2 separate regions of the Homo sapiens genome follow, and region 2 is linked to region 1. A link is a loop called in an ENCODE intact Hi-C map of the cell type or tissue named here. Cell type or tissue: chondrocyte. All regions are shown on one strand. Links, peaks and the distances in the headings refer to the core of each region. The heading gives the core; the rest is flanking DNA. Region 1 overlaps GALNT13 (polypeptide N-acetylgalactosaminyltransferase 13). Region 2 holds the start of KCNJ3 (potassium inwardly rectifying channel subfamily J member 3).

What was found. Peaks named below come from ENCODE experiments on the same cell type or tissue, not always from the same donor. Only the 100,000 strongest peaks of a DNase experiment are listed, where the experiment ranks them.
Region 2: it touches region 1 in a loop (2.0-fold over the local background); 7 of 110 quality-filtered maps call a loop at or near these places.

Annotation. Positions count from the first base shown.
Region 1 is chr2:154,451,676-154,454,591 of GRCh38, forward strand. It overlaps GALNT13 (polypeptide N-acetylgalactosaminyltransferase 13), which reads left to right. Exons shown (of 13, transcript NM_052917.4): 13 at 1-2,304. It overlaps GALNT13-AS1 (GALNT13 antisense RNA 1), which reads right to left. Exons shown (of 5, transcript NR_161181.1): 3 at 2,863-2,916. Among named protein-coding and RNA genes, the nearest start is that of GALNT13-AS1, 4.3 kb to the right of the region's middle. In chondrocyte, for the core only: CTCF peaks have their summits at 1,440 (motif pointing right) and 1,645 (motif pointing left); no DNase peak of the experiment used is centred there.
Region 2 is chr2:154,697,945-154,700,860 of GRCh38, forward strand. KCNJ3 (potassium inwardly rectifying channel subfamily J member 3) reads left to right here and starts at 751. Exons shown (of 3, transcript NM_002239.4): 1 at 751-1,533. The coding sequence starts at 832. In chondrocyte, for the core only: no CTCF peak of the experiment used is centred there; DNase peaks (open chromatin) are centred at 1,117 and 1,207.

The DNA.
Region 1 (2,916 bases), core at 288-2,787:
TCAGGCTACATTCACATTTTCTTTTCTCATCTTAAAACCCTTTATGTTCAAAATACATTAGCAGAGGCCATGAAAGTGAAAAAAAATCAGATTTTTGCTAGTAAGTTTTTATATTTGACATCATTTTAAATGCTCAAAGAGTTGCCCTATATATGCATGTTATCCATTATAAATGCACTCAGCAGCTAAGAGAAATTTGAGAGGAAAAGTGGAAGAAGTGTTTTCTGGAGCAGAAGATTCCACTTCTTTGGTCCTCATCTTTACTTAAAAAGCTCTTATAGAAAGGATTAATCATTTTGACTGCATACAAACTATGTCTCTGACATGCACATACACTGCTTTATAATGAAAATGAGGACACTTTCTGATGGTCAGTAAAATCTTAAATGATTTTTGCCACTGGTATTCCTTCCTCTTTTGACTTTTTATTGGTACAACTGTAGGGAAGAATCTACAACCTGGAGCATTTCAGGTTTGCTCTTTAAATATAGACACCCCTCACCATGAGCTCTCTGTGAATCCGTGAATTTCCTAAAATTGTAAGCAAAATGTTGAATATCAGGGCATTTTTTTTTCTGAGGTGGGAGTATGTCACTCACAGCAAACTTGGAAAGAAGGCTATGACTCCCAAGAGGCAGTGAACCATTGCCTTAAATTAATAGCAGCCTCTCAAGTCCATTGAGGCCTCATGTAAAATTCCCATTTTTCATCTTTACACTCCTTTTCTCCCCTCATTTCCTCTTCTCCTTACTAAGGTAAAAAGACCCTGCACAGCATTATTACTTAAGTTGAAAAAGCTTCAACTCTCAAGGACTCATGTATACCATATGTTCCACTTATTGCTTTGTTAGTCAAAATGCATGTTATGTAGAAAATGGTCAATGGCAAATTTTTATAAATACAGCTACCCCATCAAAGCTGAACTTGAAACGTTTTAGCAGAATTTTAAATATGTGAAAGTTCATTGTGGTCATGGTGAGAAAACTAAAACTACATGAGTTTCATGTTAGAAAAGAATTTTTAAACAATCTTCAGATGGCTTGAACACGTGCCATTATAGTATCTAACAAAAAGTGGCATAAAATATTACAAAACATCCAACACTAGAAAGCAATGACTAACATTTAATTTGTTTACAAAAATGTTTATTGTCTTCAGTACAAAAAGTTAAAACCATGATTGGATTCATAATGCACTTGTCTTATCCCTTATTTATGGAGCTAGACTGACATATTTCAAACCAATCTCTTCTGTGGTCTTCTCCATCTCAGTTAATGCAACTTCAACCTTCCAGATGCTCAGGTCAAAAACTGAAAGTTGCTTTTGACTCCTCTATTTCTGTTTCAACTCTCGTCTAATCCAACAGCAAATCCCCTTGATGCTACCTTTGAAATATAACTAGAAAAGAATGACTTGCCACCATATCCACTAGGTGTCACTACCTCTAACCTTTTTAATCGCAATATGCTTATTATTTAGTTCCCTAATTTCCCAGTCCTTGTCTTGAACAATCTTTTCTCAGTACAACAGCCATAGTGATTCTGTTAACCATGAATTTGATTGTGTCACTTCCCTGCTCACAATCTTCCAATGACTTCTCCCTCCGGTGGCCTTCAAGGTCCTTTATGAGTGTTACCCCTCTACACGTCCACACCACTCACCACACATACATACACATGCACACACACACACATGCAATTCTACCTTTTTCTAACACCATCTCTTATCTCTCATTATTCTGCCTCTTACTTACCCTATTATGGCTCCCAAGAAAGTTCCTGCTTTAGTGTTTTGTTCCCTCTGCCCCAGAGAGCTCCCCTTAGTGATCTCAGTTCAAATATTATCTTATCAGTAAGACAAACCCTTCTCCCATCTGCCTTCCCTATCCCCTGTACCTGACAATCTATGAGTTTGCTTCTTTATTTCTGTCTATACTTCCCCCTCCCCAGCCCCAAACATGCCCATCACATGCCCTAGAAGGTAAGTCCCATGAAGGCAGGGGCTTTGTCAGTTTTGTTCATTTGGTATTTCTGGCATATATATTCTCTAAATATTTCTTGAATTAATGAACTGAAAAATGTGTGTTAAAGTTGCTAAGTGTAACTGTATCATACTTTTTTTGTATTTTAAATTTTAAAATAAAGGCTAATATATTTAGACAGGATTTCCAAAAACTTTGTCTTCAAATTTTAATTTTCTTCCTAATATTCTTCACATTAAACTATGGACTCTAATTTTCTGGATAAAATATCCTGCCTTATGGAAATGAAATATGAAATTTTATTAAAATGCTGCTATATTACATAAGTTGCTTCATTAAGCTAAAAATGGTTTTTATTTTTTGGTTGTGTCCAATGGCCACTTGAAGGTATAAGATTTTGACTTTCAGAGGAGAGATATCACTGTCTTAAAAATTATGTATTTTCATGATTTCTTAAGAACTATTACTAAATTTATCTTCTAAGTGCAGTCAATGGAATAAACACAGAGATTTTTAAAGGACTTTACAGATGACCTTGTCTTAGTTTCTCTGTTTATAGATAATAAGACTGAAACCCAGATATGTAATATAACTTTTCTAAGGATCATATATCTAAAGTGGTGTTGCCTGGACCCCTTATTGTTAATATAAACTAATACTGTCACTCAAAAAATTATAGAAATGGAACAATAATGGAAAAATATCTTCATTAAACATGTTATGGGGCCAGGCATGGTGGCTCACGCCTGTAATCCCAGCACTTTGGGAGGCTGAGGTGGGCGAATCACTTGAGTTCAGAACTGCGAGACCAGCCTGGCCAACATGACGAAACCCTGTCTCTACTAAAAATACAAAAATTAGCTGGATGTGGTGGCACGCACCTGTAATTCCAACTACTTGGGAGGCTGATGTGAGAGAATTGCTTGAACCTGGGA
Region 2 (2,916 bases), core at 253-2,752, 250 kb after region 1:
GCTGCGCCGCCTCCTGCCCTCTCCCGCTGGGTGAGTGCCCAGGCTTCGCGCACTGCCGTGTCTCAGCTGAGCGCGGGGGCGGCCTGCGGGCCCTTGAGGGTCCGCCGGAGGGCCCCGGTGGCGCCCGCGGAAACTCGGCGGTCGGGGGACGCCAGGCGGACAGGTCTCTGGAGTCCGGAACCCGGGAATCTGAGCCCGGAGGGCGTGGGTAGGGGGCGTTGCACCAGTGCCCGGCAGACATGCCTTTGGGCGGGATTTTGGCTAAAAGATAGGAGACAGGTGCGCCGGGGGTGCGGGGAGCGGTCCCAGGGGGCGGGAGATTGGGGAGCGGCGGGGAGGGGGGAGGGTCTGGTCCAGGCAGGTAAAGGCAGCTTCTTAGGCAGCCAGCGAGTTGGCAGGTGGGTTGGGACTCGCTTGTCAACTCATTAATTTTAAGCAGTCAGTTTGGGGGTACTGCAGGATAATCAGGAGGGCCGTGGGGAGTCAAGAGGTGACCCGGGATGCCGGTGGTGGGGAAAGAAAAGAGGAGCCTCTGGAAGCTTGGAGGCAAAATTGCGCTTGGGTTCCTGTTCCTTGCATCCCTCCTGGCTTGAGTGCGGGAGAACACTTTTTAAAGACTCACCTTGGAAAGAAGGCCTCCGTCCCAGGGGAGAAGGAGAGGCGTCTGCAGGGGGCAGAGACCGCAGCTACCTGCCGGGTGCGCCCCCCACCCAGGAGCGCTCGCTTCGCCCCCTTTCCTCCCCCGCCCCCACCTCCTTATTGGTGCTAGTTTGCAGCGCCCAGCTCCTGCGCCTTCGCTTCGCGTTTGAATCTGGCTCGCCCCTTCGTATTATGTCTGCACTCCGAAGGAAATTTGGGGACGATTATCAGGTAGTGACCACATCGTCCAGCGGCTCGGGCTTGCAGCCCCAGGGGCCAGGCCAGGACCCTCAGCAGCAGCTTGTGCCCAAGAAGAAGCGGCAGCGGTTCGTGGACAAGAACGGCCGGTGCAATGTACAGCACGGCAACCTGGGCAGCGAGACAAGCCGCTACCTCTCGGACCTCTTCACCACGCTGGTGGACCTCAAGTGGCGCTGGAACCTCTTCATCTTCATTCTCACCTACACCGTGGCCTGGCTTTTCATGGCGTCCATGTGGTGGGTGATCGCCTACACTCGGGGCGACCTGAACAAAGCCCACGTCGGTAACTACACGCCTTGCGTGGCCAATGTCTATAACTTCCCTTCTGCCTTCCTCTTCTTCATCGAGACGGAGGCCACCATCGGCTATGGCTACCGATACATCACAGACAAGTGCCCCGAGGGCATCATCCTCTTCCTCTTCCAGTCCATCCTGGGCTCCATCGTGGACGCCTTCCTCATCGGCTGCATGTTCATCAAGATGTCCCAGCCCAAGAAGCGCGCCGAGACCCTCATGTTCAGCGAGCACGCGGTGATCTCCATGAGGGACGGAAAACTCACGCTTATGTTCCGGGTGGGCAACCTGCGCAACAGCCACATGGTCTCCGCGCAGATTCGCTGCAAGCTGCTCAAAGTAAGTGCTCCCCGCCCCTTCCCCACCGGGAGACCTGCGTCCCCCAAACCCGCGGAGTAACTCGTCTGAGAACCAGCCCGGGCCCCCTCCCCTGGTTCTACCTATAGCCACAGGTAAACTTCCTTTTGGGGGGTTGGGGGTTGGAGGACTGGGCAAAGAATGCGGTTGACAGTTCTGTTCCTTTTCCACTCACTCTCGTGCTCTTGTTTATATTCGTCATTTCGGATCTGCTTGTATCACTTACTGGACTAGTAACACGTGAGGACTGCTGTTGGCTCCTGGAGCCATGAGGGCAATTAGTGCCCTGTTCGCCTTCCTGTCCCTGTTGCTTCGCTATTCAGAGCGATTTTATTTGTTGTCTACACACTACCCCATTCAATGCGAGGTACTAGAACTCAACTGAACAGCTGTTATTTTGAAGAAATAGGTGCTGAACTTGCCTCAACTTTCACGATGGGCTTTTCTTATTTTTTTCTTTCCTTTTTTTCCCCCTAATAATATTAGGAGGCGGATTACTCCTCTGGACCCAATGACTTTAACTCTATGGTCATCTTTTTAACAAACACACAGATACAAGAAGCAGATAGTAAAGTGGAAGAAACCACACTTGGTTCTTTTAAATTTTTATTTTTACTAAATATTTTCTTGGAGAAGTATTCTTTGAAAGCTTGAGTGCTTTTCCTGTAGAGCCTCTTGTTAATTTTATTCTTAATTGCCTGTTTCTGTGAAGCCTTTGTCAATTACAGATTTCACTTGAAGCTTTCAGCATCCATTAAAGAAGAATTGCTTCCTACCATCAACGGTGTAAATGCTAAAACAAATTGCACATGGAGTGGTTATTAAAGCAAGGTCCGTCTAGTCGTTAGAGGGCACCACCACAAACAAGAGAAGTCCTTCTTAATCACTCATCCAATTAGAGTATGGGAAGGAAGGCTTAAAGCCCAGTTGTTTGTCTCTGTGTGTGATTTACAATTCATTTTTTTCCCTAGAGGGATTTGTCTTAGTAGTTTTCAGATGTCCATAAATTGAAAAAGATGACCTTAAATAAATAGTTCGTACAATGAAAAATATTTATCTGAGGTTGCGTAGAGAACTGAAGCCAGAGTCTGAATTTAGTATTAATAAAATGAAAATCTGATCAATATTTGAGATTTTGCCTTTGAAATTTCAATTTCCAATCCACAAGTATATATTGTTTTACACAGCCCCAACTTAATGTTGTAGTTAAAAGGGATCCAATGTGCTTTTAAAAAGTTTTGCTCTTGTGTCATTTTCATTATTCACTTACAAGATCTTACCATAATTATCCTTGACCAAGTTGCTCAGTAAAGTGTTTAAATTAAAGCAGTTCACTTGTCCTGTCACATCATATCATATGCATAT